Linked DNA regions of Homo sapiens: region 1 is linked to region 2. A link is an interaction called in ENCODE POLR2A ChIA-PET data of the cell type or tissue named here. Cell type or tissue: K562. All regions are shown on one strand. Each heading gives the region's core, and the rest is flanking DNA. Links, peaks and the distances in the headings are about the cores only. Region 1 overlaps STEEP1 (STING1 ER exit protein 1). Region 2 overlaps SEPTIN6 (septin 6).

Region 1 (4,393 bases), core at 142-4,141, 120 kb after region 2:
CCCAGGCTGGAGTGCAGTGGTGCGATCTCGGCTCACTGCAACTTCCACCTCCCAGGTTCAAGCGATTCTCCTGCCTCAACCTCCCTAGTAGCTGGGATTACAGGCATGTGCCACCACGCCCGGCTAATTTTGTATTTTTAGTAGAGATGGGGTTTCACCATGTTGGCCAGACTGGTCTTGAACTCCTGACCTCAAGTGATCCACCCACCTAGGCCTCCCAAAGTGCTGGGATTACAGGCATGAGCCACCACGGCCGGCCTACCACCTCCACTTCTAACACTGTAGTCCAAGCTACTACCATCTTTCACCTGGATTGGCACAATAGTCTCTTGCTCTCGTTGCTTCCACTCTTTTCCACATAGTAGCCAGAGTCCTGTTCAAAACCAATGGTTTCATATAACACTGAGAATAAAACCAAAGTCCATCCATACCAAGACCCTTGATCAGGCCTGTGGCTACCTCTCAGGCTTCATTCCCTAACAGTCTTCCTCTTGCTCATCGCACTTCAGCCACAGTGGCCTTTTTGCTTTTTCTCCATCATGTCAAAAGTGTTCCTGCCCCCCAGTGCCTTTTTAATTGGTATTTCTTCTGCCCCAAAAACTTTTCCCTCAATCCCTCCCTTACTTCATTCAGGTCTCTGCTAAAATGTAATTTCCTTAGAGAACCCTTCCCTGATTACCTTATCTAAAACAGCATCCCTGTCACTTTGTCCTCTTACCCTGCTTAATATTTAGCACTTATCATTACCCAAAATCATATTATAATTATTTTAAAATATGTTGCCTCTTCCACTAGAATGTAAGCTTCATCAGGGCCGGAACTTTTTTTTTTTTTTTTTGAAACAGTGTCTAGCTCTTGTAGCCCAGGCTGGAGTGCAATGGTGCGATCTCACCTCACTGCAACCTCTGCCTCCCAGGTTCAAGTGATTCTCTTGAGTAGCTGGGATTACAGGCACCTGCCACCATGTCTGGCTAATTTTTTTTTTTTTTTTTGAGACGGAGTTTCGCTCTTGTTGCCCAGGCTGGAGTGCAGTGGCACCATCTCGGCTCACTGCACCCTCCGTCTCCTGGGTTCAAGCGATTCTCCTGCCTCAGCCTCCCGAGTAGCTGGGATTACAGGCATGCACCACCATGCTCAGCTAATTTTGTATTTTTTTAGTAGAGACAGGGTTTCTCCATGTTGGTCAGGCCGGTCTCAAACTCCCGACCTCAGGTGATCCGCCAGCCTCGGCCTCCCAAAGTGCTGGGATTACAGACGTGAGCAACCGCACCCGGTTAATTTTTGTATTTTTAGGAGAGACGGGGTTTCACCATGTTGGCCAGGCTGGTCTCGAACTCCTGACCTCAGGTGATCCACCTGTCTTGGCTTCCCAAAGTGCTGGGATTACAGGCGTGAGCCACCGTGCCCGGCCAGGGCGGAGACTTTATCTGCTTTGTTGTTTGCTGAATCTTTAGCACAGTGTTAGAACAGTGCCTGCTACCTAGAGGGCCCTCACGTATTTATCGAAGAAATTAATTCTTGGTAAGGAGGTGTGGTGGAAACAGCATGTGCTTTTGAATCACTTAGAGTTGGGTCTGAATTCTTGTTCTGCTTCTTATTAGATGCATGGTATATCTCTTACCCTTTTTAACCTCAGTTCCTTCATCTTTAAAATAGGAACAACAAATCTTTACTTTAACCATTCATTGTGAAGAGTAAATGAGCTGACATGTAAACTGCCTAGTGTTCTCTAACTCCTCTCTTCACCTCCTCTATTCATCTTGAATTACTCTGACCACTTGACTTTCTCTGTGATCCTTTAGGTGCTTAATTTGCATTATATAAATTTTCTTTTTTTTTCTTTTTTTTTTCTTTTGAGAGACGGAGTTTTCCTCTGTTGCTCAGGCAGGAGTGCAGTGGTGTGATCCCAGCTCACTGCAACCCTCTGCCTCCTGGGTTCAAGCGATTCTCCTGCCTCAGCTTCCCAACTAGCTGGGACTACAGGTGTGTGCCACCACGCCCTGCTAATGTTTGTATGTTTTAGTAGAGACGGTTTCGCTATATGTTGGCCAGGCTGGTCTCGAACTTCTGACCTCAGGTGATCCACCTGCCACCTCAGCCTCCCAAAGTGCTGGATTACAAGCGTGAGCCACCGCACCTGGCCCATTATATCAATTTTCAATCTGCTTTACAACTGTACCTAATTTGTTTACTGTGTTTTCATTGTTTTCAGATTAAAATTCCTCCAACTAGGATGGATCATTTGCATACTATATAATCACCCTCTCTCTTCCTTTTTTTTTGTTTTTTGACGGAGTCTCGCTCTGTTGCCCAGGCTGAAGTGCAGTGGCACAATATTGGCTCACTGCAACCTCCACCTCCTGGGTTCAAGCAATTCTCTCGCCTCAGCCTCCCAAGTAGCTGGGCCAGGCTGGTCTTGAACTACTGACCTCAGGTGATCTGCTCGTCTTGACCTCCCAAAGTGCTGGGATTACAGGCATGAGCCACCTCGCCTGGCCTCTTTTTTTTTTTTTTTTGTAAAACAGAGACAGGGTCTTGCTGTGTTGCCCAGGCAGGAGTACAGTGGCTATTCACAGGCACAATCATGGAACACTACAGCATTGCACTCCTGGTCTCAAGCAATCGCCCTGCCTCATTCTTCTGAGTAGCTGGGACTATAGGTGCATGCCACCACGCCCAGCCTCTCTCCTTTTCTTAGCACATACCCACTTTTCCCAGTGCTTCCTTGTAGGCATTCCAGTATGCTTGATTGTGTCTCCTGATTCTAATGCATTATAACACAAACCAAGTGTACTATGATCACAGAAATACTTACAGAAACCTGAATTGCAGTATTGGGAAGGACTTTTGAGATAATATCATCTAACTCATCTTTCAAATGAGGCAAAAGTCTCCAAAGGAGGAAGTGATTTGCCAAAGATCACCAGGGTAGTAAGAGAGCTGGGTCCAAATACCAAGGTCTCCTGATAGCAAGTCATTTTTAGTTGGAACATTCAATAATAGGTTTCAATAAGCATAGTAATTGTAGTAGAAAATTCTAGTGCTAGGGATCCCACTCAAAACTTCTCAGGATATTTTGCAGTGACTCATTTGCTATATTTTGCCATGACTCTAGTGACCAAATCTCTCCATTCCTTCAGACTGCCAGTTAGAGAAATTGCCCATGAGGCCCCGGGACCGGTCCCGTGTGATTGATGCTGCCAAACATGCCCATAAGTTTTGTAACACAGAAGATGAGGAGACTATGTATCTGCGGAGGTAAGAGGTTGATGCTCCCTGTTTAGGATTTCCCTATTGTGTTGGAGTCTGTTTCTGAATAATATAAATATCACATCTATTGTTGAACAGGTCAGTTGGTCCCAATACTTTGACATTTGTGGTGGTTTTCTAACTTCTGTTAATGTAGTAATATCTTTATTGTGCTTTGTTGAAATGGTGCTCACATGTGATTCCATTGCTTTTTTTTTTTAATTGAGATGGAGTCTCACTCACTCTGTTGCTCAGGCTGGAGTGCAGTGGTGTGACCTCGGCTTACCGCAACCTCCACCTCCCAGATTCAAGCAACTCTCTTGCCTCAGCCTCCCCAGTAGCTGGGATGACAGGCGTGCGCCACCACGCCCAGCTAATTTTTGTATTTTTAGTAGAGACGCAGTTTCACCATGTCGGCCAGGCTGGTCTTGAACTCCTGGCCTCAAGTGATTCTCCCTCCTTGGCCTCCCAAAGTGCTGGGATTACAGGCATAAGCCACTGTGCCCGGCCCCTCCATTGCCATTTGATAGCCGTAGTTTGTTTACAATTTACAGGTTTGAATGAGTTCATTCAACCTGTAATCTTGTGGAGCATACCGTGTGCCAGGCACTGAGCTAGGTACTGGATCTGTGAAGATGAATAAGGTATGATTTTTACCATTAAAGAGCTCATGACTTTGAGGGAATGACTCCTATTGTGATAGGAAAAAATACTGGTCTTCTGAACGAAAGGAAAAACAGGTGGGAGTGGGTCATTTGTCCTGAATGGTGGCCAGGAAAGGCTTCAAAAGATGATGGCATTTGTGTTTAGCCTGAACTAGGATTTCACCAAGTAGATGAAGGGAATGAAGAGCATTCCAGGTGGAAGGAATATGGAAGCATTAAAAGCATCAAACATGGTGTGCTTTAGAAACCTGAATTGTCGTTTGTGACTGGAGCACAGGTTACTTTACAGGAACGGCATCATGCATACTAGGGTGAGGACAGAGTAAAGTGCTGAAGTGGACAAGTTTGGCCTTAATCTGTAGGCAATGAAGAGCCATCTCCGTTTTTTTTTTTTTGACGGAGTTTCGCTCTTGTTGCCCAGGCTGGAGTGCAATGGTGTGATCTTGGCTCACTGCAACCTCCGCCTCCCAGGTTCAAGC
Region 2 (4,393 bases), core at 311-4,310:
GATTTCTGGACTTGCCTGGGTTTTTGGATGATCAGAGCCATGGTTTAATATTAGCATGAACAATTGAGAAGGGCTTTTAGTTGCATGTACATTAAAACTACATTCAAGACAGATGAGGCCAGGTGCGGTGGCTCACGTCTGTAATCCCAGCACTTTGGGAGGCCGAGGCGGGCAGATCATGAGGTTAGGAGATCCAGACCATTCTGGCTAACACGGTGAAACCCCATCTCTACTAAAAATTAAAAAATTAGCCGGGCGTGGTGGCGGGTGCCTGTAGTCCCAGCTACTCTGGAGGCTGAAACAGGAGAATGGCGTGAACCCGGGAGGCGGAGCTTGCAGTGAGCCGAGATTGTGCCACTGCACTCCATCCTGGGCGACAGAGTGAGACTCCGTCTCAAAAAAGAAAAAAAAAAAAAGACAGATGAAAGAAAGAAAGAAGGAAAGAAGGAAAAAGAAGGAAAGAAGGAAAGCCATGGATATATATAACATGTTTCTTTCAACGATCTCGAAATGCTTCCATCTGTATGATTTCATTTTCCCCAATGGCTTCCTGGACAAGTATTACTGTTCCCTTTATTTAATGGGTGTAGGGAGACCAAGTTACTTAGTCCGAAGTGCTATTGCTGGTCAGTGGGTGATACGATTAAACACCCACCAGATGACACAGATTCCTTGTTTAAAAACACTTGTCTTTTCATGATGTTTCTAAGACATCAAAATCCTGCCATGACCTCTCTTCCCCCTCTTTTCACTACACTCCCTCAGCACTCCCATAGGGCCCAGGGAAGAGTATACTAGGGTGATTCGGAGACTCTCTGATATTAAAAAGATTCTCAGCTTAAATCCAATATAGCACAGTCACGGGTTGTGTGGGTTTTCTTTTTTATTTTTTCTTCTCCATATTGCTTTAAATAAAAATCTTGGAGCCACCAGCCATGTAATGATGGATTATTTTAAGTAACAACTGGAGTGGGGGGCGCAGAATAAATTAGAAACACAGACCCTTCCTCCTCAGTTTGGCAGGAGGAGGCTTCTGCTGCTGGGATTTGAAACCGTGGGTTTCTCTGCCGCCTGCACAGAGGAAGGAGGCCACATGCTCAGGAGGGTGAGAAATAATGTTATCCTCTTCTTCAGTGTCTTCTCATTAGAGGCAGCCATCTGCTGAATTATGCAGCGCGCTCTCAGCCGGCCCTTCCACTCACTTAAAGGTGACCAGGGAAAAGATCTGCAGGCCTTCTCAGCGAGAGGCCTCAGGGCTCAGGTTTCCCCTGCCATGGCCCTCTCTGACCCGGAATGAAGGCCCTGGGGTAACGGGGCAGAACTCTGTTTTCCTGGCCCTGATGAGGTGTGAGGTCGTGTTCGGTTTCCTTTCACATTGGAGGCCCCCAGCTCTGAACACTGGCGCTGAGGCAGGAACTGGGTTTTTTTCAGATCCCCATTAAACAAGACCAGATGGAGGCAGAGGCAAATTCAGGCTCCCCAGAGGGCAGTTGGGCATTCACCCAGAGGCCTGTGGGTAAACCTTTTCTTTTTTAGCAGATTGGAGGTAACAATAGCCAGAACACCTAGAAAACTCTCTTTCAATTGTCTGGCTTCCAGGGAATCTGGCTGGCTTTTGTGGGAAAGTTTCACTCACCCTGAGCAAGGGTCACCCCTGGCCTGAGGTGGGGATATTTGACCTAGACTTAGGCTTGTGTTAGTCTTGGGGTTCTTCAGCAGAACTGGGCAGCTGGCCAGGCTGAGACTTAGGCCGCAGTCAAAAGAGAGGGAAACAGGAGGAAAAAGTGGGGAAGTGAGTAGAGAGCAGGAACACACAATGAGTGCCTTCCACCGCATTGACTGCTTCAGTTGCCTTCTGTGGGCCAGAACCACCTTGGGGAGCTCACGGGTTTCCAGATTCGGTTCCTTGACCCTTCTGCCCCTGACCAGCATCAAGCCAGAAGCTCAATGTCCCGGAATTTTACCAGTCTAAAGAAACACATGTGCCACTTGAGTCAGCTTTTCCATTTGAGAGTGGCCGTTGGCTCGACAGGGGCCTGGATCCTAGCACTATTCTCTGTCACTAAATCAGTCTGTGACGTGAGCCAAGTCACTTCCTCTCTGTGAGTCTCTGTTTCCCCTTTTGTGAAACGAAAGGGCTGGATTAGGTGATCTTTAAGGGCGTTTCCAGCTCTAACATTGTATGGTGCTTATGTTTCCTTTTTCTCCAGCCTCATTTCTTTTAGGTCCTTGCCTGCGTCTGCTTCCGAATGAGGTGGCAGAATTGAACCCCACCCCTTCCCTGCTTTGACCCCTTGAGCTGGGTGGGGAGAGAGTCGTAGGGAAGGTCGATCTATGCTTTTAGCTCAGCAGGCTCTCGGTAAGTGGAACAGAAACAACCCTTCAGATATTGCCTGTCCATGTAGGTGTAGATAGCTATTGTCTTCCTATAAAGGTACATGACAGCTGAATGTTTGTCTATTGAATCCTGCTTTCAATGCAGTAGAAGAGCCGGCTACTTAATGGAATCCTGCTGTGAATCCTTTTATAGAATGAAAAGCCACTCTGGAATTTATCTTGTGTATTAAAATCAGTTTCATCTATTGGATTTGCCAAAAATGGGCCTCCTCCTCTGTCTGGTAAGGATAGTCTGTCTTGTGCTTCTTCAGCACAACTGCTCCCCAACTGAAGGGCATTTCTGAGGCCCCTTGGGGGTGCTGCCAGCTTTTGCAGGCCTTATTTCTCCTTAGAACAGCCCCCACATTTCTCTTTCCCAGGATAGGGCATTGCTACTACTCAGTTTCCTCTTAGCCTGGCTTAATTAGCATGAGGGACATTCTGATATTTGATGTGTTGGATGCATTTGAGAATTGTTTTTAAAACCTGTGGGAACTTGGCTGTGTGCGGGGGCTCACACCTGTAATCCCAGCACTTTAGGAGACTGAGGCGGGCGGATCACCTGAGGTTAGGAGTTCGAGACCAGCCTGGCCAATATGGCAAAACCCCGTCTCTTCTAAAAATACAAACATTAGCTGGATGTGGTGGTGGGCGCCTGTAATCCCAGCTACTCGGGAGGCTGAGGTAGGAGAATCACTTGAACCCTGGAGACGGAGGTTGCAATGAGCTGAGATCGTGCCACCGCACTCCAGCCTGAGAGAGACAGAGTGAGACTCCATCTCAGAAAAAAAAAAAAAAAAAAAAAACCTCTGGGAACTTATCAGTGCTTTTGTGGTTCTTATGACATAATACAGCGGCATCCTTGGCAGCATTGGAGGCAGCAGAGGAAGCTATCAGCTACCTGATTGTTTCATCAAGACTTTTTGCTACATGTTTCAGGATATATGATTTGACTTCTGGTTCACATGAATCATTATAATAAGAAATTATACTGTATGACAATAAGTTATATATATAATATGTAATAATAAGTTATAATAAGGGGGCTGGGCACAGTGGCTCACGCCTATATTCCCAGAACTTTGGGAGGCCGAGGCGAGTGGATCACCTGAAGTCAGGAGTTCTAGACCAGCCTGGCCAACATGGTGAAACCCCATCTCTACTAAACTAAAAATACAAAAATTAGCTGGGTGTGGTGGTACACACCTGTAATCCCAGCTACTCAGGAAGCTGAGGCAGGAGAATCGCTTGAAACCAGGAGGGAGAGGTTGCAGTGAGCTGAGATCGCGCCACTGCACTCCAGCCTGGTTGACAGAGTGAGACACTGTCTCAAAAAAAAAAAAAAAAAGAAGTTATAATAAGGAGACTAATAGGGTTTTATTGTATTTCTGGTAAAATAAATGTTTTATATACAATAAAACTGCCTGAAAGCTAAATGCTCTGATGACCCAAATTGTCAGGCACCTTTTTGGTTGTAGTTCAATATTTTTCTAAAATACCTGAGGCCACTTTCCTACCCAGGAAAGTATCATCATAGAATCTTTTTTAAAAAAGTAACATTTTCCCTGTTTATAAAAGTAAAATATGCCTATTGTAGAACATTTGGAAAACCCAGAAAAGCAACATCACCTACAACCTCTCTACCCAAAAGAAATCACTGACATTATTTTGGCATGTGTTCTTCTAATCTTTTAAAAAATGTGTATTTTCCCCCATCATTGGGATGACCCTGTGTATACAGGTTGGTTTTCCTGTTGTTGTTTGCCTTTGGTGAGCATTTCCTTTTGTCATTAAATATTCTTAGAAAACATTTTTCTCAGCTGCTTAATATTCCATCATGTATCACTGAACCGATGATTCATAGTCTTGGAGATTTGCACGGTCTTTCAGACATCAGTGTTCAGGGCTGAGAGTGGAAATGGAGAAAAGGGAGGTGTGAGAGCTTGGGCCCACCAGTAGGTGACTGAAGAGAGTCCGGTTTCAGTGTTTCTTTTCTTTCCTAGCATTTTTGTTGTTG

The links. Peaks named below come from ENCODE experiments on the same cell type or tissue, not always from the same donor. Only the 100,000 strongest peaks of a DNase experiment are listed, where the experiment ranks them.
Region 1: POLR2A ChIA-PET joins it to region 2 with 5 read pairs; 18 of 35 experiments call an interaction of 5 or more read pairs at or near these places.

What each region holds. Positions count from the first base shown.
Region 1 is chrX:119,559,133-119,563,525 of GRCh38, reverse strand. STEEP1 (STING1 ER exit protein 1) reads left to right here. Exons shown (of 7, transcript NM_022101.4): 2 at 3,141-3,258. Among named protein-coding and RNA genes, the nearest start is that of STEEP1, 4.1 kb to the left of the region's middle. In K562, for the core only: no CTCF peak of the experiment used is centred there; no DNase peak of the experiment used is centred there.
Region 2 is chrX:119,683,272-119,687,664 of GRCh38, reverse strand. All of the region lies in intron 1 of SEPTIN6 (septin 6), which reads left to right. Among named protein-coding and RNA genes, the nearest start is that of SEPTIN6, 7.7 kb to the left of the region's middle. RefSeq lists enhancers at 1,415-1,464, 1,495-1,544, 1,815-2,044. In K562, for the core only: no CTCF peak of the experiment used is centred there; a DNase peak (open chromatin) is centred at 2,284; H3K4me3 peaks cover 884 bases.